Regions from separate parts of the Mus musculus genome. Here all the other regions are linked to region 3. The links are chromatin loops, found by intact Hi-C in ENCODE. Cell type or tissue: left cerebral cortex. All regions are shown on one strand. Links, peaks and the distances in the headings refer to the core of each region. The heading gives the core; the rest is flanking DNA.

Region 1 (7,905 bases), core at 2,040-6,039, 80 kb before region 3:
CATCTTCCCCAAATTGTATTTCTGTTTCTAAGCCAAAGGAAATACATCCTATTACTGTCACCATCAGAGGGACTGAAGTAGCCCTCCCCCTACCCCAGGTTGGGTCACTTTGCATTACAGAAGTCTTTCAGCTGGCCTCTGTCTGAATTGAGAGCCCCTGACATGATGCCCCAAATCCATCCCCCCAATCACCAGAAGGAGGGCTTGCAAGAGACTGGCCACTGTTTGAGTTATGCACAGTTCTCGCTTTCCTTATTTGGTCTTGGTAATCAAGACTTGTTTATTGAAGCATACATTTCCCCTTGCCAGCACATGAAAAATATATGGTTATTGCATAGCCTTCCATAGTTCAGCTTTGAACTCAATGAACACCCAAGCAATCTTCCTGGTGATTACAGATGATTTCTCAAGCAACCTAAAATTGAGCTCTTTAACTCTCATTCTGACAGTGTCTATATTATCTTTTTATGCAAGCTAACAACTACCCTGAATTGTGGGAGCTACTACTCAGGGATTGCTTTAACCATTTATTTTGTTTTCAACATTGATGTGTTCTTAAAAAAAAAAAATACATGCAAAATCTCCCCCTAGAGATTACAGTTCCCATTCCTTTGGCAAAAATAAAACAGCTGCTAAAGATGTTAAATTAAATGACAACAGAGATATCAAGTGTACTTAGCAGATCTTCAAAAAAGACTGTCATTCTAATAAAGAAATAGGATTATTAAAATTAAGTGATTATATAGAACAGAACCGGCAGCATTTACAGCTTTCTATTTTGGATCTGCTGTTAACAAACTCAATCACGTTATTTTTCTTTTCTAAATAAAGAGATGTCTGGAGGCAGCATAATGTTCTCATAAAAGAACATGGACATTGAAGTCAAGCAAACCTGGAAGTTCACACTTCTGCCAGTCATGAGCTGGTGGCTCTTCAGAATTACTTACCCTGACATTCCTGCTCTCTCATCTGTCTCATGGGGACAACAAAATGTGCCTGTTTTGAGAAGCCAAGGGGTATTAGCTAAGGTGGCGAACGTAAATGCTTAGAAAAATTTACGTTGCATATTAAAAGTGAGTTCATGACTATAGACCTAGATTGCTTATCCAGAAAGGCTTGAGTTTCAGAGTCTGGATTTAACTGGATTTCAGAATATATGCAGGAGCAGAATCCCCTTGAGAATGAGATCCATGGGCATATACAGAATTTGCTGTGCTCCATCTACACTTCACTCACGTATCCTGAAGAGGATGCTGTGCAGTATGTTCAGGACAGCTGTGTGCCACTCAGTAGATCAGTTTGCAAAGTGTTTCCATGAGGCCATCATGTGAGCATGCGGAGAAGTTCCACATTTTGGAGCATTCTGACTTTGAGGTGCTCAGCCTCTGTTCTTTGTAGTTGTCATGAATGTTAATTAGTACTATGGTCATTTGACAGAGGGTTGACCCATAGGGAAAGGTTGTTATTTTTTTTAACAGATCTCCAGGTATGTATTCACGGTTGCCATACACAAGGATTTTTTTTTTTTTTTGATTTTTGGTTTTTGACATAGAGTCTCACTATGCATGCTCACATGGCCTGGAACCTTTATACCCGAGTATCCTTTGACTGTTTGGAGTACAGAGGAATACAATTTTCAGTAAGAAAGGTATATACAGCATCACACAAAATGTTAGAGAGCACTTGTCTTCCAAACTGGGCTAACTAAGATATCTTAAAACACTTATGCTGTGGAAGAATAGATCATACTTATAGTTGCCCCACAGACTAGAACTCATAGTTCCCATTTGTATTCATGGCATAGATGTAACCAACTATATGGTCACTTGCCATTTTTTTCTCTGCCAAATGGCTGCTGCTTCCACTCATCTGTGCGGCAAGGGAAACAAGACTGTCTCTGTTTGGATCTGCCTATATCAAAAACCACACTTGGTATCCAAGTCATATTGAAGGAATGACTAAGAATGAAATGGAGAACAGAGGAATTGAAGAGATGGTGTAGCATTTAAGAGCGCTGGCTGATCTCCCAGAAGACCTGGGTTTAATTGCCTCTACTTATATGGTGGGCCACAACTGTCTTTAACTACAGTTCCAGGAGATCCACACTCTCTTCTGGCTTCCTCACATATTATGCATGCACGAAGACAAAGACAGGGGGTAAGTGAATCTTAGAAAAAGAGAAGAGAAAACATGTACCTACTATATGCTAGACACTATGACCACACCAATACCATGAGTGTCTCATCAGCTACATATTAATAATGCAGAATCTGAGACCTAGATGTGTATCACTCATTATGGCTTGGTGAACCAAAGTGCCAGCCGTTGACACCATTTTGTTTAATATTCTAATTTTGTCTAACTTTGTCTAAATTGAATTCCCTTGCCTGAGACCCACCACCAAGACAGCATGTGTTCTGTTTGGAGAAAGGGAAGGTAAATAGACCCTCTAGGAGAAAGGCCATTCAAGAAAAACAGCAGATGTGACTTCTGATTTCAGTAGCCTCCATTCTGATATCAGATGTCAATCAGGTCTTGGTCTCTATAGCTCTGCCTTAGCTGCTGGCTCACTGGCTGGGTGTTTTATTGGTCTTGGACTTGCCATTTCTCCACAGTGTTATTGTAACATCCCTACATGATAACACTTCACAGAGTAACTGAGGATGAAGTATGCTTCTGGGCTCTGGGTTCTCTCTATATGCTCAATGGCCATGGTCGTACATGCCTTCTCAGACAATGTGATGTCCAGACTGGCTAATACTTGAGGTTCATATAACATAAAAGCTCTATAAGAAACTAACGTCTAGGGGACTGGTGAGCCAAAGGACAGTAAATCTATGATTTCTACTATAATAACACAGGTATGGCACAGTCAAAGGCAATGGCCATTTGTTCTTACACAGATAATATGCAATGGTTTCTTTACAGACTTCAAGGATAGCCCAAATTCATTACTTCAGCCAAGCTTTATTAGTAAATATTTACTATACAGTTGCTACCCGCAGGACACTGTGCTAAGCAAGAAGCATGCAGGAAGAACAAGACAGGTGATCACGGACATCCTCAATGTACTCTGGGCTCCGACAGCTTACATATATCTTGGAGGGAATGTAAACACATTCTCTTCGTTTTAGAGAGGAAACAGACCCAGATGCTAAAGAGCTAGTGGATGCAGACTCCCTTCCACCTTGCAATCAGAAGCCCTATCCAGTCCAGCAGATGGCGGCCATTTGAACAGCAGCATGTGCACTGTCATTTATTAGATACCATGAAGGCAGAGTATTACAGGCTTGGCATTTGGGGAATGGGGAGTTCTCAGCTCTCATATCCATTGTCAGAAGCTCCAGTAGATGCCACATAAACTGATTTGACAGACTCATGCTATTTCTTTGTAAAGACACTGGGGTCCATATAAATATTTTAGAATGGGACCATCATTAGCATACCCATGTCTGGTAGACAACCATGTGTCCGAGGGATTCCACTTGCCTTCCTTTTTCTTCAAGAAGGTTTTCATTGTGTGGCATATTAGGAGTAGCACTGTTCTGAGAAAGGAAACTTTTAAAAATAAATCTGAGTGGGAAACAAGAGAGGCACCAAGCATGCCCACTCCTGAGACTGCAAAGATGATCCGAAAGCCAGCACTCCTGGTTGGGAACCCACTTTGAGCTCGAATGTTCTTTTCATGCTCAGTCTTTATCTGCCTGTCCCCCACAGCTCAGCCCACTCAGGAAGGATTCACCATCTCCATAAGGCAGCTTTGTTTCTGCTCCTATTCTTAACCAGCTTATTTTAAACCCTTTGCTGTCAGGTGGAAAACACGGCTCCTCGGCAGAGTAAGAAAAGAAAGGAACTATGTGCCTGTAGGTGACTGGGGAGAGAGGATGCTAACAGCTGATTCATAAGCCCTGAAAGGTGTCTGATGTAGTTATAGGGTTTGCTCTGTTAGCCATTAAAACAAGGTGATGGATGGAGATGAGGAAATGGGTTCACCACAAACTACTCCAAGGTCAAAGAGACTGAAGCTAAGAGTTTAGCCCAGCATCCTCAGGACGTCAGAAACAGGCAACTGTTACAACACTGCTATACCTTGTATCATGTATCAAGGGAGCATCTGCAAAGTGGCAAGGGAGCCCTACTCCAGATGCAAGTGTGATTATAAGGACTCCAGATTCAAGGACGTCATTCCTACAGTAGTGACCATACATTCCTATGCTGGACCATAAAAAACATTCATGAAGCATCTAAACTATAATTAGCTGGGACCAACCCTGGTCTTAGATCCTGACAACTGAGGTCAGAATGTAAGAATCTTTATTCTCGGAGGTTCCATGGATAGCTCCACTGTACATTTATGATTCTGGACCGTGAGCCTTCAGAAGAAGCGGCTCTTCTTATGTGTTTGCTCCTTGACTTTCACCAGCTCCATGGCTTTCAGCATGCAAGTTACTCATTTGAAGCCTTAGTTTACTACTTATCACATGAGTGTGATGTATAAAATCAAGTTATGTGTGTGTGTGTGTGCGGGTGTATGTGTGTACACATGTGTGCTGATGTATGTGTGCAACAAGTACATGTATGGAGGTCAGATATCAACCTCTGGTGTTGTTCCTCAGGGTGAGTAACTATTATTTTTCTCTAGGCCTTATGACTTACCCATAGTCTAAGTTATCTGGATAGTGGGTCATGGTTATTTTCTGCCTCTGCCTCCCTAACTAAGGGATTACAGGCATGTGCCATCACCTTCAGCTTTTTATGTGGGTTCTAGAGACTCACAGTCAAGGCATGGCAAGTACTTTACACACTAAGTTATCTCTTAGGACGAAGAAGTAATTTATAAGTGCTTCTGAGAGTGTATCAAGTATTTCATAGTCTTCCTTTCATTTGTTTTTCCCACAAAATTATCCTACCGGGTTGTGACCCAATATTGCCATTTCAAGTTCTTTCTTGAAAATTGTGCAGATGAATCACAAAACACAATTCATAATGTTGTAAAGATGTTTACAGTTCTGTGTTGGGCTGTGGTCATAGCTGTCCTTGGCAGTCTGGGGTTGGATATGCCCAATCAGGGCTATGGTGTGCTACAAACTAATACAACACATTTGTATTAGTTTTGTTTTGCCCATATAACAAATCACTGAAGACTTATCAGCTTAAACCAATGCCCATGCACCATTCACAACTCTAAAGGTCAGGAGTGCAGTCAGGCTCAATGGGGCCCAACATTGGGGTCTCACTGGGCTGAAGTCAAGCCGTTGGCCATGCTGGGCCCTTGCCTGGAGGCTCTGGAAAAGCACTCACTCTCAGGCTCTGACTGATTTGGCAGAATTCAGTTCCTGTGATTGCTGGACTGTTGTCCCCACTTCTCACAGTAAGCTGAGGGTACCACTGGCTATTCTCACAGGCTACCCATGGTCCATTTAACATGGCCTCTCCGGGTTCGAGCTAGCAATAGCAAGCATTCTCAAATGCACTAAATCTCACTGATACATGCCATTAAATAAATCTGTTGAAGGACTTCATGTGGTTGAAAGAAGCTACTAAGTAGTTGTTCTGCTTTTAAGCCAACTAGAGCACCATTTATCATATTCACAGCACCTCTGCAGAACCATTTTAGAAATACTTCCTAATAGGGGATGTCCAACAGTATGAGTGGGAGCACCCTTGGACCAGTAGCTGCAGGGCAGGGATGACTATGAACTCCATTCTTTCTTCTGGGTGTTTATGTGCAAGGCACTTAATGTCTTTGGGCTTCAATCATAAGAAAAATGGTGGGCACTAATTGATTTCCTCGTGGAGAGATATGGGAGGATTTACTAACATCACACCCATGAGGCAGACTAGCTTAATGCCTGGAATATTGTAGGTCCTCAAAAAATTATCTTTGGTTCTGAAAGATAAGATAGATTTTTCTAATGACAGCATCATTTCCATATTGAGGATTCCAGTGGGAGATAAATGCAGTAGAGTTTATAATGGGAAATTAAGGCTCAACAAATGTAAGGCTCGAGTAATTGTTACAATGCCCTCATTAAATGAGAGCAGAGTCCAAACCAGGATCTGCCTTAGTTCCTAGTACTGAAACTTCTACTAGGAACTTTAAACAAACAAGTTCCCTATGCATGCTTGAATCACAGCCGCTACAGTAAGCACAATTTAATGGCTTGCATTTTAATCCCCTTAACACTAAACTAGCAGAATACTGTAGACTCATCACAATGCAAGCGGCCCACCTTGCCACAGTATGCAGAGCTTGGAATTTATGGCCCACTTCATTAGGAGTACACACAGAGCCTATTAGCAACATCTGTCTAAATAGAAGCCAGTTTGTCTCCTTATCTCCTGACCTACATTATTCTTAGAATGATTAACTCATGCTAGGGAGTGGGGCCCTAGTGTCTAGGCTAACACCACAAGTTCAAAGGTATAGGTTCTGAACAGACATAATGATTCCCCAGGGTTTGAAAAGAAATGCCAGGGTTGGGGACTTGGGCTAGCAAGCATTCTAGTCTTCATGTGGCCTATGGAGGAGGCTGTTTACCACTCAAGTCACTAGGTCAGTCAGTCAGTCAGTCAGTCAGTCAGTCAGTCAGTCAGTCAGTCAGCTAGCCAGCCACTCACTCACTCACTCACTCACTCACTCACTCACTCGCTCACTCAGCCCTGTGTTTAAAAAGCAGCCACCTTACTCCTGTGAGAAGCGACTCAGTCCTGGTGCAAGCTGCCACTCTGTTTTATCCATGGGGTGTTCAAGGAGGGGATGGAGTCAGAGTCAGCCCTTAGGTGCTCACATTCAAGTAGGAGGAACAGAAACAGATGATCACAGGAAGATCTTAGGAGTGCTACAGGAGAGCCATATGAGCAAGGAAAGAGTGTAGCCATTCATGTAGACGTTCACCAGGGTCTTGAAGGACCACACAGACTGGTTAAGGAAGAAGGGGGAAAGGAAGGGATGCATTGTAGGCAAAGATCTGGAAGAGTCAAACGTCAGGACCTGACTAATAACTGACAAGTTCAGGGCAACAGTGATAACATAGCAATGGGAATGACGCCTTAGCGAAAGAACAGGATAGTGGCCTCACACATAAGGGCCTACCTTGTCTACAAAGGTCAGTCCTGATATTTTAAAGAACTCAGTACTTATTCCAGAGTATATAGAGTCAAATTAAAGGGACAGAGCTTTAGTAAGACATTGATGTCACAGGACCTAAAAGGCTCTGGCACATTAAGATACATTCTAAGGGAACTGAGTTGTAGGGTAGACCCCAAAGGACTTGCTCTGATGGCAGAAATGTTGACTGTTATTTACTGAGGCAGACACTGGCTAGGGGGGTCTTGTAAGTGCACAAATTAAGTGGTACCAAGGTTTACTCTAAGTTTAAATTTTTCTAGACTAGGAGGCTGATGGCTACTGTCCTAGAAAACATGGTGCTGAGATTTTCTTCATCTCCCAGTCACTTGGGGATAAAACCGAGTTTCCCTTGGGGGTACATTTTTGATATCCTTTTTATTGGCTGTCATCACTGGGTGTACAAGAGGACTGTTTCCACTTGAGAGTTGGCAAGAAGACCATCTGTTGAAAGAGTCAAGCACTTTTCCCATGGGGAAGCATTTCATCTTTTCCTAAGGAAGCCTTACAATGAGCCACAAACCATTTCCAGGATGTTTATTTAATACCCCAGAGGTAAACCAAGCAGAGACAGGAATGAAGGGGAGTTTGTTACCTTTTCATCCCAAGGTCAGGCTCAATGGGAATTTTTTTCTTTGTCTCTTTTGTTTCCAAAACATCACACCTCCCCACCCCATCTTTTAATGCTAACTAGTTAACCCAAAAACTACTTATAATTTTTTTCTAAGATCCGTAACTATAAGAAATGACCTTTGGGCTATTAAATGTTCCTCCAT
Region 2 (7,905 bases), core at 2,040-6,039, 85 kb after region 3:
ACCAAGCCACGCCCACCTGTGTCGACTGCATGTAAAATGGGGAAATCTGGAGCCTGCTTTCCACAGGAGGTCTTAACCACCTTTTCATGCCTGGATTAGAGTTTACAGAGGCCCTGGCTGTAGCTCATTTCCCTTCCTCATCCAGAGTCGTTCCCCATCCGTGGTTGAGGTGGACCCTGGGACGAGAGTGAGTAGGTGGGTTTAAATCCCCTTATCTCCTAGGTGATCTCAGCTCAATGACCAGGTTTCCCTGAACCCAGCTCCCCATCTAACAAACAAAAAATGAGACTGCAGGGATTCTGAAAGATGAAGTAAGGCTATGTGTGCCAAGTGCCGAGAAGGGTGCCTGCCCCTTACCTGGGACTCGGGAATGTTGAGTTGTGTTTTTGTTACTATGAGGAATGGCTTGTGGAACATCACAAAGAAAATGCCTGGATCCAACCCTAGCCTTCCAATTACAAAAGGCACCCCCATTCCTTACTCAATTTCCATGCTTTCTCTTGAAATCCTACTATGTGCCAAGACACTCATGAAGGGGATTTTCCTTTAAAACTGATCCAAGGTTCACAAGTAGATCCTTGCTTCGCAGGTGATGACATCCAAGTTGTGAGAAGTCATAGGAATAATTCTTAATTGCTTAAGATGTGTACATCTTTTGTCACTAGTGAGCTCTGTAAGATTTAGTGAGTCCTATGCAACCCTTCAAGTTTCTGACAACAGCCTTTAATGCGTACTATCTGTTCCGGTGCCATCTAAACAGCATCAACTCTGCTTCTCTGCTTTATGTTTGACTTGAGTGAATTATCAAAATGAAGTGCTGCCTCGAATAGATTCTTCATCTGTCTGCAGCATGGCTCCAAGCCTCAAAAACCCACCAAATGCAATGTTTAGATGGGTACATGATCGTGAACCAAGCCAAAGGCCCACCTGCTTAAAATAAAATGACTTCGGAGGGCAAAGGGGACTGAAGCATCAGGTTCCTCTGTGACTCTGGGGAGGGACCAGCAAGTGATGGAGCCTCTCATCTCTGCAGCCTCACACAATGGAGCTCCTTGCAAACAGGACATACTGTGAAAACAGCCTGTGAGCTGAGCTTCATCAACAATAAGCAGATTTTAAAATCTATTCAGATTTTATTGTTGAGTACACTGAACATGATTAAATGTTTCAGATAAGCAAACTACCACCAAAAAAAGAATCATGACAAATAAGAAACATATAGGATCCTCCTACTAAAAATCACGTTCCAAATCTGCTTTTAGATTTAATGGCCAAGTTCATGAGTAAAAGAATGTACCCACTTGAGAGCTACCCAGTTCCCAGGAATATAGTAACATGTTGTCGCTTCCCCCACGTTGGCCTCTTCTCTCCCGCTGCAGATCCTGCGTTGTCAAATAGTTACAAAGTCACATCGCTTTCACATCACTGCATTTTGAACTTCCTAAACCTCTACGAGAGCCCGTGTGTATGGAAAAGAACAATAGCACTTCAAAAGCCATTTCTGAGAGTTCTTCAATACTCCATTTGAATGCTAGGGTTTCAATCAAGGACAGCAGCAGACAATTTGATTGCTTAGAAGTTGACTTTTATACAGCTTTGATTAGGTCGCCCAGCTCAATGGGAAATCAAGAAAATCTTTGATCCCTTTCAGTCTCTAGAAGAGCCACGAAGCCTTGTCAAGATAGGGAGGAAAAGAGATGGGAAGGGGGCGTTTGTCTAACCTCACCCCATAGCACATCTCTCTTTTTCGCTGTGCAACTCAGGATTCCATCCAGAATTGCTCATCTTGGAGATAATAAAAAACAATGGGTGCTAATTCAGGGGGTGGGATGGTTTATAATTTTATGGATTTCCCGAAGACCCATAATTGGCACATGAATGTACAAGCGTGAACTGGATAATTAGAAGGTTCTGAACGTAAGCCACCTTTAATTTATATGATTACTTTGCAAACATGTTAAGTGTTGGGAAGTGTCAGTAGAGCCCCCACAAAGCCTTCATTCAAAACCATCAACATTGTGAAAGTGTGTCTAATGGGCCAGCTCCACAAGGAAATCAGAGAAGGGGGAAGCAGTGGCAAGGATGCTCTCACCTCCGGAGTTTGGCACTGGGAGGCATTGTGGCATCCTTTAGGAGGCCTCTGAGCAGAGAATGGCGATCCAGCCTCCGCAATCTCTCCTCCACTCCGAGCTCTCTTTCTTTTCTTTCTTTTTTTTTCTTTCTTTCTTTTCTTTCTCTCCTCCCTCCCTTCCCCCTCCCTCTCCGCCCCCCCCCCTCCGCCCCTCCACGCGGCCACGAATCCTGCCTCAGAAACACATTTCCGAACTAGCACTTGCCCGCGCCGCGGCGCTCTCCAAGTCTCCAGCTCCCGACAGTCGCCTAGAGCCCTGGGCTCCCCGCCCCCATACCATTCCTTCACTCTCATAGCCCAGGCGGAAATACCCCGCAGACCCCCAACAATGAGGACTTGTGTGATGCAGATGGGGGTTGGGGCGGGTTCCCAACGTGAAAGGGCGTGCAGGGTGGACTACTAGACCGTGTGGCAGCCTAGCCGCACCAGTTTGCAAAGCAGCTTTCTCTGCCCACCCCGCCGAGTCCACTAACACCAACCCCAAAAGAAATAGAGAAAGAAAGAAAAAGCGCCTTTAAAAGTGCAGTAAAGACTCACCCTCCCACCAGGGGTCACAAGCATACTCTGCGGGATGCAGACAGCAGAAGCAGTGACCAGCAGGGTGTGGAAATACACTTTGTAGAATCACCAAGTACCTTCCGGGAGCCTTAACACAAAACTACCCCTAAATCAGGACTCCCTGACTCCAGGCTCCTTTGGTGGCTTGGACTGAATCGTAGGGCTCCTTTACAAGACTAACCATAAAGAATCAAAGTTTCCCCAGCATGAAAAATCCTTATCTTGCGTTCGAGAGAGTAGGGTACAGAGTTATGGTAGAAGAGGGCCGGATGCGAGGGGAGTGGCGGGTGACCAAGGGCCTGAGGACTGAATAGTGGAGGGAGCGCGACGGGGAACACCTGGTCGCAGGACCCGAAGAAAGGTTTCGGTCCAGCGCCGGTGTCTGCGGAAAGGGTTGGCTTGATTGGGATGGGTCCAGTTAATGGAGTGGTCGAGGCAGAGCCAAAGCGCTGCTGTGATGTAGGGAAGTGCAGGTTCCGCGGAGTGGGGAAGAGGTCCGACCCGCGGGTAGCACCAGCAAGACAGGGAGGAAGCTTAGGGAGAACTCCGCAGGTTCTAGAGTGGGAGAAGGCAGCCTTGGGTGGCTAGAGCCGCAGGAGAACACAGGGGGTCTCGGGTAGGCAAGCCTAAAGAGAGGATCCCGAGTGTTCAGAAGTAGGACGAAGGAAGTGGGGACCAACCGGAAAGGAGACGCAGGGTAGCTTCCCAAGCAAGTGGTGGGAGATGATAGAAAACTGCGGCACTCGCTAGTGCACGGCACCTCGCGCCAAACTCCCTAGAGAAGCGCCCCGAAAGCCTTCCTCCGTACCCGGGCTCGCGGGCCCCAGCCGAGCTACCCGGGCTCGCGGAAGCCGGGTGTCCCCGCGGGCCACCTGCGCCCGCTCAACTCGGGGTCCCCCGCGTGCCCCCCGCCGCGCCTCTCACCTCGGCTCCCCCGGAGCATCCTCCTTGGCTGCCGCAGCCGCCCGGGACACGGCTCTCCATGCCCTGCGGGCGGCCGCACTCAAACGCGCTCTCCAGCCCGGGGAAGCCCGGGTGAGCGCCGAGCTGGGTCCATCCTCCCCGGGAAGCGACGGGCGCGCGTCAGAGCAGGGGGAGGAGACCAGCCCCCGTGCGGTGCGCAGACCCGCCTCCTCCCGCGGCCCCCGCCCCGCGCCAGCCCCGCCGCTCACCTGCCACTGAGCGTCCCAAGCCCTTCCTCGCCGGCTCCCTCTCCCGCCAGGGCGCTCTGTTCGCCGCCGGAACGCGTTCCGAGCGACAGCTCAGCGGAGTCGCCGCGGCGCCGACGAAGGGGAAGAGCCAACGAGCAGGCGAGCGGGGGCGCCGCGGCTCGCGGTCGCGCTCCTCCAGCCCCCTCGCTCGCCCCCCATCCCGGGAGTAGAGACCGATCGGAGCGAAGAGCTTGGGGTCCCCGCCCTGCGGTTCGTCGCAGGGGGTGGGGTTGGGGGTTGCGCTGGGAGCCCGCCACGCTCCTAGGCAGCCGCTGCAGCCCCCTCTAGGACTCTGCTGATTCTCCAGCGCCTGCTTTTAGCCAAGCCTCTATGCTCACAAGTAGACGGGCGCAGAGCCAAGCGGAGGCCGCGCGAGCTTCTTGCCCCGAGCCCCTTGGCAGAAGGGGGCGTCCTCTCCCAGCCGCCCAGGCCGGCTCCAGCCCGCCTTTTATTGCCGCTTCCCAGGCAAAGTTGTTCCGCACTTGTCACTATTTCAATCCGCTCTAGGCAGCCTCCTGTGCCCCTGAGGGCACGCAGGCCCCAGTTAACTTGTTTTCCCTACTCCATTCTTAGAATGCAGGGCAGTAGACCCTCCTGTAAATTAGAACCTGTTGTGCTGAAGAAGGCTCTTCGGGTCCTACCTTACAAAAAGATCTCAGGAACACCGAGTGGCAAAAAATAATTGGATTAGTCGGAAATTCTTCCACCTTGAGATTGGATTCGGCTTTGTCAACGCCAGTGTGGCACGCATGTCTCCAGAGGCTTGAAAGCTTGGTGGGAAGGGGGAGTGTGAAAATCACCTACTGCCTGTCTCTGGGAGCCTGGTGCCTGAGAGCAAAGGAAGAGAACCAAATACTTGCTTTAAGTTTACTCTTCTTTTGAGGGGTCACACTCCTGCCCTCCAGCTGAGCGATAATAAAGCTAAAGCGGTGGCTTGTTTTGGGGGCTTTTCTTGGGGAGGGGGATTTTTTCTTGTAGCTTCTGTTATTCACCCATGAAAATTTAATGATGCATTTAGGGTTATTACCTCTAGAGTCAATGGGCTAAAAATATTTAGCCTAATGCACTGCTTGTGGAGTCAGTAGGTCCGTGGCTGGTTTGTACAAAGTCATCTGGAGACCCTCCCTTCCTCCACAAAATTCACGAGCCATTACACTTATCCCATAATAACAGCTCTGTACAAATGGAGGCCCTGCAAAACTTGGCTGTCAGGCACCTCTGAAAAGATAGCAATTTACATAGAGACAAGAAAAAAAAAAAGTCCTGAGGTCATAGGCAGGATGAAATCTACTGAGAAGGGCTGATCGGAAGAAATTTCCCACAACTTGGCAGAGAGGTTCCATTCTTGATGGTTTCTGTCTACCTCTGGGTGGCTGTCAGTCTAAAGGTGGGACCAGGGAACCTCCACCGGATTTCTCTCCAACTTTTACAAAAGTTCTGGAAAGTGGGAGGAGTTGGGCACCAGGTTCTACACCCAGTGTGAAGTTGAGATTGGCTGGAACGACTCAGCTGTGATCAAGAAAACATTTTTACTTCCATTGTTTACAAAGAGAAGTCCCTGGAGTCTGAACTCAATACCAAGAAAAGAGAAATTTTAGACCTCGCAGAGGAAATAAGTGAGAGTATAGTTGAGTGTTAGTCATTTCTACAGGCTAGTAAATGCCAGACCTTAGGTAAGCTCGAGTAAATCTGACTTTTTACAGACTCTACCACAACAAAATCTAAACTTCCCCGATTTAGGGACAGCTTTGAAACATCCACATACATGCCTTTTAAGAGTTCATGTCTGAGGTCTGACCTGTAGCTGTCTCCTGCCTCCTGTCTTCACCTGACTTTGCCACTACAGACACCAGAGGGAACTGGCAAACTCAGTTTGCCAAGCCATACAATGTATAAGAACGTAAAACTATCTCTAGTCAGTGTTGGACAAAGTCTACCGTGGAAACTGGGCAAATTCCCATGAAATCCAATGGGGGCAACAAGACACAGCTGTTCCTATCTCCAGCCTGGAAGAAAGTATGATGTATAGGCACAAGCTGCCCACTATGGGCCTCAGGGCCTTCCTGGTTAAACTGAACCAAATTTAAAGGGATATTTTGCCACTCAGCTAAATGTCAAGAAATAGCTCATCTGAAAGATAAGGTGTGGGGCTTTACTGCTGTTATTTTGAAAATACCAATGTGATTTGTATTAAGTATGGCATAAAGAAAAAAATCAATAAATGTGCTTTCATCATGTAATCTGAGAAGCAGCAAGATAATAAGAATAGCAGAGGCTGTATATATTACTTAATCCATTCTGAGTAGTTTGAGGTATTTCTCATACAACCTTTACAATATGGACTTGGAAATCTGTTGGCCTTCTTTGCCTCTGGCAGGCCATCTCTCTGTGCTTCTCTGGTGGTAAACACTTCACTCACGAGATTGCAATGAGCCCTAAATGGGGTAGCAGGCAGAAGCACAACCCAGTAGACATTGGTTCTCTTCCCAAAATACGTCCAAGTAGTTCATTTTGATTCGCCACATTTTGGCGGGGTTTCTTCTGTCCATCAAGGTCTATGTTAAAAGCTCTGTCCATTTATGACAGAGACATAGCATAAGTAACACAAATTGGGAAAAAAAGGCAAGCTACTGAATATATGCCATCCACCCTCACGTGATTGATGTCATCTGTCTTCCTGTGATCCTTGTGACAGGCACTCGGGGTCAGTTAACACAACTGACCCCAGGATTGGAAACCAGACCTGTGGTTACCTGCCATAAATTCAGTGAGTGATAGCCACTCCCCCAAAGGGAAGAACACAGAGCGGTGCCTTCTGTAACTTGTATACTATTTAAATCCGGTTTATTCCTAGCAGTTTTCAAATACATGTCTGTTTTGATAGTGGGTTATGGCCTCTAAGTTTGGGAGTCTTTTCTTACAGATCAATGCTGAATAGTTGGCAAGTAAGTCGTGTGTATATTTAAGGTGCACAATGTGATGTTTTGACATATGTTCACATTGTGAAATGATTAGCACTATCAAGATAATTAGCATATTTATTGCCTCACATAGTAGATTTTTTTTTACATGTGTGATAAGCTCACTTCAGATCTAGCCCCTAGCAAATGTCAAGTGTAGAGTACATTATTATTAGATGTGCCTAACTCACCCTGTGGTACACAGACCTCCAGAACGTATAACAAAGGTTAACACCTTTGACAAGAATCTCTCTATTTTTTTAACCCTGTAACTCCTGGACACTACCATTCAACCCTGATCTTGTGACCCTGTCTTGTTTAGAATATATATATATATATATATATATATATATATATATATACATATATATATATGCTGTCATGCTCTGTATCTTGTCTTTCTGTGCCTGGCTTATCTTGTAGCGCAGTGCAATTGAGCATTGTGTTGTCACAAATGGCAGATTCACTTCTTTTTAAAGCTTAATAATATTCCATTTTAGAAGCACACACGCTACTTTTTCTTAATCCGTGATCAACACTGATTGACATTCCATTGATTTTATTATGAATCTGCTGAAATGAACAAGGACATTCAGACACTTCCCAGAGAGAATCAGTTCATTCCTTAGATTTACATACGTGGAAGGGAGCTCTACTTTTGGTTTTTGAAGGATCTCTGTAGTGTTTTCCAAAATAGGTGGATTAATTCACAATCCCACCGGCAGTCAATGGGGCATGGACTTCCTTCTTTACCAATAATGGTTATAATCTAGTTTTTTTTTTTCTTTTTGTATTAGCCATTGCAGCAGGTTGCAATTCTACCTCCTTGTGTGTTTGATTCAAGTCTGGGAACCTTGCTCATTCCTGTTGCTATCCCTGTCTCCTTATGGGGGAAAAATCCGCTCTATTCAGATCCTTTACCATCCAGTGGACACGCTGGTAACGCCTCGCAAGGGAATCCTTTGAGTTCTTTACATGTCTTGGGCACTAGGCGCTTATCTTTCTAGCTGTTCCCTTACCTCAACGTTCCCTTTCCATGACACTG
Region 3 (7,905 bases), core at 2,080-6,079:
CATTCTACAGCATCTGCTGTTGAAGTGCAAGTCCTCCACTCCAAATACCTCACGGAGAACCCCAGTGCCTCCTCTGTGACTGGCTGGTAAATGCCAGGAGCCCAGCGAGTTCCTGCTGAGACAGCAGACTCCAGGACTCCTCTGTAGGTGTTCTTCCCTTCCAGGCTCCCTTAGGAGAATGAGCACACCGACAGTGCTGCACAGGCAACCTTTGATCTGCCAATTAATATGTACTGAAACAAAAGTGAATGCTCATCTGAGTCCTTGGCCTGTGGATTGGGGACAGAGGACATGGATGGAAGTTAGGGCTTGCTTTGCCATGCTGTCCCATTTACCTGTGTTAACAGGCTCATGCCACCACGGCTCTACCCTTACAGTGGCCCAGTTTGCCAGGATCGTGCATACACCACAGGCAGTGAGTGTAAAAACAGGCTCACATATCCCCAGCAGGCATGCAGCCTCATGCCCACCTGCTTTGCTTTGGTCCCACCTCATCTACTCTAACAACTGTGGGCCAGGGGCCTCCCTGTCATTAGCACTGGAGGTCCCCACCTGTCTCTCCATCTGGGAAACTCTCAGGGGTAGTGACAGATCTTATTGAATCACCTTGTCCTTTTAGAAGTGATGCAAGGCCTCGGGGCTCTTGCTAATTACTAGACCTGTTACTACTGTGTACACTGCCCCTCTCCCTGCAAACAGTTCGCCTGGAGAACAGGAGTAGCTAGTGAGATGAGCATCTTTATTCTGCCCTAACACATGGTCTGGCTCCCAAAAGGATGCACTGGTACCCAGCAGCTGAGGACTGAAGAGGGTGTATAGGGTCAGAGTCAGCAGCTGCAAGCAAGAGCAATTGGCTGCCTCTTCCATGACAGTTTTCCTGTTCCCATATTTGGAACCCGGGTGCTTCCTCTGCATTAGTTACTGAAAAAATGATATCTCTATAGTGGGAGGCTTCTTTAAGGCCCCTGAAGTCTCCTTAATGTCTGTTTTTCTCCCCGCCCAGAAAATCCAGCTTCCGCCACTTATCAGTGAGCCCCTGTGACCTCTCCTAGAGGCCATGAGCTGCCATTTTTTCACTTAGTAACTGACCCATGGAAAGCTGTTCCGCTTACACGCCCCCCTCTCCCTGCCCACCTCTCCCTGAGAGATGCTGAACGAAGCCAGATACTTGTGTTCTTGGCCTCCCTTCTGGCTGGAAGCGGCAAAACGATCCGGTTCTGGCAAACAGAGAAAAGCAGGAAGTGAGTAGGTGCTGTGCTATACGGGAGTCCCTTCTGGGAAATCATCTTTTTTTTTTTTTTTTCCTCCTCTGATTAAAACAAATAGTAAATAAACAAGGGAAGTTCCATCTGACTGTCCCCAGTGTCTTGGCTTATTTCTGTTTTCCACGACATATGAGGGTGATGCGGATCTGTCGTAGCTAGTCTGAGACCATGAAAGAACCCAAGGAGCTAACAGAAGGAACCTGAGCCTCTGACTGCATCTTTAAACAACGACAGTGACCTTGGGAACACCAGCAATAAGATGTCCGTGTCCCTCAAGTCACGGTTAGCCAGATTAACCGTTGTCTCTTATTAACTAGCACATATTCCTCTGCAAGATTCTCATTCACCTTGATAGATCTTGGTTTCTTTCCGTTCCACAGCACAATTACAACCAGAAATTCTCTATATAAAAACCCACCCCTTTATATCCTGCCATGCAGGCAATGCTTGCTTAGACAGAAACCTGTCTATAGATAATGCTCATATATCATAGAATTATATAGGTAGCATCAATCCATGCAGTAAAGATAGAGATACAGAGTCATTTGTTGGCAATTTACTGTTGAAGACTCCTAGGCATTGTTGTAAATACACCACACTTGTATGTCATTTATTCTCAAGTGGATATGAAATGGGTGTTGCCGTTATGGCCACATTATATGAAAGAATCCAAGGCTTGCAGAGACCTCAAGTTGCCCCAAGTCACAGAGACAGTAAGCACTAACTGAACTGTAAAGGCAGGGAGTCCACCTGCCCAGTCCTCCTAACTCCTTCACACTGACTCTGTTCGGTGTGATAGACAAGGTAGAATCAATCCTGAAGGAGCAGTTGGAAAAGCACTAGTGTTAATTTAGGCTAGAGAATCTAATGGTTATCAATGATACGAATTTAAACAGTGAGCCGACTTCTTATTACGTAAATGGGTCTAAGGAAGATAAACAAGCATTCCCATCTTACAGTTGATCAAACTGAGGCATACAAAGGAATGGTACAGGAGGGCACACAGCCAGGCGGCACTGGCACCCAGATATGGCTCAGGAACAAATGCATACCTTCAGGCACTGTTTCAAGACTCCAGGGTCGACATTGCTCTTACACAGTTTCCATGAAGATAAGGCATTTAAAGAACCTTATACTGAGGCTATAAGCTTACCTTATGAGAGTAGGAAGACAGCCTAGAGGATAAGAACACATGTTCTGCAAGCACAAGGACCTGACTGGAAGACCCTTGTACCCATATAAAAAAAGCTGGGGGCATGAGACAGGCAGATTTCAAGGGCTCTTTACCCAATCAACTTAGGCAAAATAGTGAGCACCAGTGAGGGGACGGCCCTGCATCAAGAGAACAAGGACACAGCAATGGAAGAAGGCTCCCTATACCCTGCAATGGCTTCTACACACGCACGTGTGCGTGCACACACCACACACACACACACACCACACACACACACACACACACACACACACACACACACACACACACCACACACACACACAGAGGAACATGTGAATCAACATAGGACTGTGAATGCACCAAACAGTTTATGATACTACATGCTACATATTCCGTATTACACAGTACACATTACACACACACACCAAAAACAAAGAAAGAAGCAAACAAATAAAAGCCCTATCTTCCAATATGCAGTAGCAGCTTCCCCCTTCCTCCTCGAAAATAGGAGTCAGAGTTTACAGTCTCCTGCCTCCACAATCACTACCTTGGGAGTCTCAGCAAGTCAATGGCCACTGTCTACATCAAAGGCTCCTAGGTACTTATGAGCATGCTCTGCATGAAATCTCACTTAATCTCAAAACCCTTTAAGGAATTGTTTCCATCTCTACCTTATACAAAAGGAAACAATTTATAGGAACTCACTAAACTTCTCACAATGCCATATTCCGCATTCACAAAAATAAGCCCCAACTCCGTTCCTCTCATCCAATGGCCAAGGATGTTCAAGTCTCCCTCTGATACCTGACCACTGTTCTCAGCTCCCTGAACTTCCTATTCATCTCCTTCAGTGCCTTTTACACCTACCTGGCTTGCCTACGGGACACCTTGAATGCAGTAAACGAATATATATGAAATCCATCGTGGAATCTGCAATGGATAAGATTGTCAAAAGCAGACACAACTGGTGGACAAATTGCCCTGGAGTCAGAAAACCTAGGGTTCAAACTCTCACCCTGAATCCTTTTCATCTACACAAATGGAGTGACAGCCCCCATCCCAGCATGGCTTTCCTGGGTGAAAGGTGACAAGGGAGACAAACTTGCCTGACTAAGTACCCGGCAGTGTGTCTGCAAAGAGCACATAGTAGACACATTTACTACTATTATCAACAACACAATTCTATTCATCTATCAAATGCAGGAATCTTTCCACAATACCCACAACAGATGGCTATCCAGGCTCTGCTAGAACATTTCCAAAGATAGAGAGCTCGCTCGCTCTCCCCATCTCCCCAGGCAGCCGGTTCTATTATTGGACAGCTCTCTCTGGCACGAAGTCTTTCCTACATCAGCCAAAGCCTGCCTCCCTGAATCCCACTGGCCTCTGAGCTGTCCTGTGGCGAAGCACAGCACAGCTCCAGTCTTTCCACACATTGGTCACCATTCTGAGGGAAAAAAAAAAGCAATTATGTATGTCCTCGCTACATCCTCTCTTTTTTCAGTCATTCACACTAACACATTCCACCTCCCATGGTGTGATTTCTATATTACCCATGATGCTCACTAAGTCCTCAATGTGCAGTACCTACAGGGGACACGGCAGTCCAGTACCTGATCTAAATGAACACTGTACTTTCATTAATGCATTTGATAATCGTACTGTGATAGAGTAGCCATACAAATGTCACAGCTGTGTAGCCTAGGGCTCAGAGGGAGGGGGACCTGTAAGTGTCTCTCGTATTAAGGGAGATCAAGCTATGTCTTCTCCTTGCCTAACTTATCTCTGTGCAAACCACCTGATTTATTCCATCAGCTTTTACCTCACTCAACTAACAACTTTCTGAATCATTTTTCTGCCATTTCTATGACTCTGCTCTTCAAACTATTGATTGTGATTTTCCATAAATGTGTTCCAATTTCATCATCAAAATCGGCGTTAAAGCAACTGCAGCGACTCATTGCCATTCACGTTCAAGAATGATTATGCAGAGAGGTTTTATTAAAGTCGCAGGATAAAAAAAAGTACATAAATGTTTAAGTGGGGACATAAGTGAAAATGACAATAGAGCAAGATGAGTGTGAGGGGCATAGTGGCACTTCAGCCAGCTGCCAGGAGGCCCTCTCAACCAGGCTCCCTCAGGATTGCTTTGAAAGGGCCCCCAACCAGTAGAATTAGCACCTCTATGAGGGGCAACCCAAGGGGTTATAAAGATCCTCCAGTGATTCCAAAGCCAAATTAGTTAGTCCAGTGCTTCCCAACTTATTTTCTGCCTCTCTGTATGCATCTGTGGTCTGGGTCTGTGTCTGTCTCTGTCTGTCTCTGCAGGTGTGTACGTGTGTCTAGGTGTCTCTTGTGTCTCTGTGTCTCTTTTCCTCCTCCCCTCGCCCCTCCCTGCTTGGGCTTTTAACCCTCACATTCTGTTCTGATCCTGCTGAGATTGTTTGTGTCTACCCCATTTCCCAGGTGACACTGGATCACAGGCTGAATAGCCAAGGCCTAAGAAATAGGACCAGATTCCCCCTAAGTTTCTCTCTGAAGCCTTGACTTCTTATAGATAACTGACTCTTTGCCCCACTTCACGGAAATAAGTAGAAAGATAAATACAATGCTTTCTGGCCTATGATGAGATACTCAGAGAGGCTTACACATGGATGCAGGGAAGAAAGGCTTCACAGGTTAGGATTATCTGAGTCATGGACAGATATGGGAGACAAGTGCATAGCCTGAGCATCCAGAAATGATGGGGGTGGGGACAAAATAAAACCAGTACTTTCTGGAAGGCATTCTCCTTCTCTGTAGATACCACTACACAGCTAAAGTAGAGTCCCTATGCAGCAGAAAGCCTCCCTCTCTGTGTTGACTAGCATTGTGGCTGGCGTTTCATATACGTAAGCCACATCTCCAGGGCCCAGAATTCAGCCTCTCCCAGAGCAGGATCAAATTCAACCATGAATTTAAACCTTAAGACTTAGCAGGGTATAGACCACCACAGATCTGGCTGTATGCTGCTAGGATCGTTAAGAACTACATTTTTAAAGCATCAATTTCTTTTCCATTCCATGGCTTTTTTGAAGCACGAGTTGGTTTAAGGTGTATACGTTATTAATCAAGATTCTGAAAAAGGTTGTAAACCAGTGCAGTTGGGGAGAGAAATGTGACTGGGGGTAATCAGAAACAAGGACCATCTGGAGAGCCATGTCACGCAGTGCAGACACACAGAGCTGATGGCTGTTTATATTTGTAAAAGCATGGCGTGTTTCTGCAATATCAGAGCGATGCAGCCCCTCCAGTCCTCGTGATTGGCAGGGAGGGGGAAGTTATGTGTGTGTGGAGCGGATGGAACAGCGGAAGAGGCGGACAGAAAAAACTCAGCCTAATTCAATCAGACATTACAATCAGACCTGGTTAATGTGAAACAATTAATACAATCCATTTTTATGCAGATTAGAACATTTCAAATTAACAGGTCAATAGCATTCATATGCTGTGAATGTGGGCTCCACCCGAGCCAGGTGAACCGTTAAGTGAACCAATCTAAACTTTATTACAGAGGACCCCTCAGACTCTTCAGAATTCACAATCCACTCAATTTGGAGTTAATCGCTCACATTTTTCTCTCATCTACAGATATCCTCATTTAAGACAGACCTGCTAGGCTTCCTCTTATGACAAAAGACAAGGGGGTGGGGGAGGGCATGAATCATTCATTAGCAATGAAGGTATCATTTTATCTGTTTATTTTCTAATTACGTGAAATCAGATAAAGAAGTGGAAGCAGTCGATAAAACCAAGAGACGCCCCCTCCTGCATTGTATGGGATCAAAAGTAGGTAATAGTAATGTGGGTCTTGGGATCTATAAAGAAACATTCAATTAATGGTCTGTATTGGAGAAGGGGACAAAGAGGAAGAAAGAGGATGCATTGAAAAGCCGAAGTCTCTCTGCCTCCCTGTCCCATGGTAAGCCACCTCCAAGGCCATATCTGTCTTCCTGCTCTGCCTCTCTCCCCTACTCAAGTCCCTCCCAAGGGCAGCCCTTCCCTTCCTGTGCTCACTAACCTCTGGTCATCCTTCAGAGCCAACACTTCACACTCAGCAATCCTCACTGTCAGCCACCTTCTAGGAGCTGGTTCTCGGAGTCCAGTCACCCACCTGCCTCTAGGTCCAGCCTGTACAAGCCTGGTGGCAGAAGGCAGGCAGGCAAGAGGAAAAACCTGTGTTCCCCTTTCTGAGTTCCATACAACTCATCTCTGATTCTCAGACCATGGTCCAGGCTGCCATGGGAAGGTCTGGCTGCTCTGTGAGTCTAAGGATGGGGAGGAGAAATCCTTACAAGGACCAACACCTAGTCCTGCACCTTAGAGCTTGGCTTCTGTTTCTGAGCTTTCTTTTTTCTACTTATTAAAGAAGCTACCTTTCTCCTCAAGATTTGGTGTGAGGACCAAGTGAACGACATCTTGACTGAGGATAGACCTCATGTGTCTTGGCATTCCCAGATTGTATCACGGATGTGCTACCTTGGGCAACTCCGACCTATGATGCCCATGCACTGCATTCACGATTTCCTGGTGATGCATTGCTGTGAACCCATCTCCATCCCTAGGAATGTGGCTGCAAGTCACACTTCTGAGGACTAGGAAGTCCAAAAACAAAGTACCAACAGTTAGGGGCCCTGCCTCCCAAGGATCCTTTCCATGGATGAAGATGGCCACCTTCCTTGTGTCTTCACATGATGGAGAATAAGAGCTCTCTTCCTGTCCTGATGAAGGCACTAAGCCTGTCATGGGACTCCATTTGAGACAGCTTGGAGGATGACCCTAAAGAAACAGCTGACATTATCTTCCAGGTGTTTTCTGTGCACTAAAAGCAGTGGCCAGGTGCCCTTCTAGAGTGTTGGGCATCTTTCCAAAACGGTGAACACCTGCTGCAGCTGGTCCCTCAGCAGACCTCCTCTAAGACTTGCAAGCAGTTAGCTCCTGCCATGGCCGATGATAGAAAAGCAGTTGAAAAGGTCTCAACAAGTGGTACCATGTGTCCGAACATTCCTCCTATGTCCAGGCTGCAGAGAGGATGCTCGAATACTGAAACAAACCCTGGCATGCGCAGGAACATCACCAACATGAGAAGGGAAGACTTCACGTGGGAGCACCTCAGTGGCTCAAATGCTGCCTCTTGGAGAGGAGTGGGTGGCCAGATCATCCCCTTTGCCAAAGTTAATTTTCCACTGAGGCAGAGAGATTTAAAACTTATAAAAGAAACAATAGGAAGGTAAAACTGGCTTCAAGGGATGGCGCCTCAGGCCTGTCACCAAAGCTTCCAGTAGACTGACGGAGGGGGTTCATCTGAGATTCAAGGTCAGGCTGAGCTAGAGTGAGATCTCCTGTCAGGAAAAAAAGCCCATGCCGGCAATCCTAGCTCTCAGTAGGCTGAAGCAGGAAGACCATGGGTCCCAGGCCAGTCTGGGG

The links. Peaks named below come from ENCODE experiments on the same cell type or tissue, not always from the same donor. Only the 100,000 strongest peaks of a DNase experiment are listed, where the experiment ranks them.
Region 1: it touches region 3 in a loop (5-fold over the local background); 2 of 42 quality-filtered maps call a loop at or near these places.
Region 2: it touches region 3 in a loop (8-fold over the local background); 4 of 42 quality-filtered maps call a loop at or near these places.

What each region holds. Positions count from the first base shown.
Region 1 is chr4:104,528,859-104,536,763 of GRCm38, reverse strand. The region is part of intron 5 of Dab1 (disabled 1); the gene reads right to left. Among named protein-coding and RNA genes, the nearest start is that of C8b, 230 kb to the left of the region's middle. In left cerebral cortex, for the core only: no CTCF peak of the experiment used is centred there; a DNase peak (open chromatin) is centred at 3,694; H3K27ac peaks cover 1,222 bases.
Region 2 is chr4:104,363,426-104,371,330 of GRCm38, reverse strand. All of the region lies in intron 4 of Dab1 (disabled 1), which reads right to left. Among named protein-coding and RNA genes, the nearest start is that of Gm36661, 340 kb to the right of the region's middle. In left cerebral cortex, for the core only: CTCF peaks have their summits at 2,360, 2,688 (motif pointing right) and 4,291 (motif pointing right); DNase peaks (open chromatin) are centred at 3,467, 3,799, 4,278, 4,630 and 3 more places; H3K4me3 peaks cover 2,618 bases; H3K27ac peaks cover 2,586 bases.
Region 3 is chr4:104,448,616-104,456,520 of GRCm38, reverse strand. The region is part of intron 4 of Dab1 (disabled 1); the gene reads right to left. Among named protein-coding and RNA genes, the nearest start is that of C8b, 310 kb to the left of the region's middle. In left cerebral cortex, for the core only: CTCF peaks have their summits at 3,800 and 4,043; a DNase peak (open chromatin) is centred at 3,769; H3K27ac peaks cover 2,393 bases.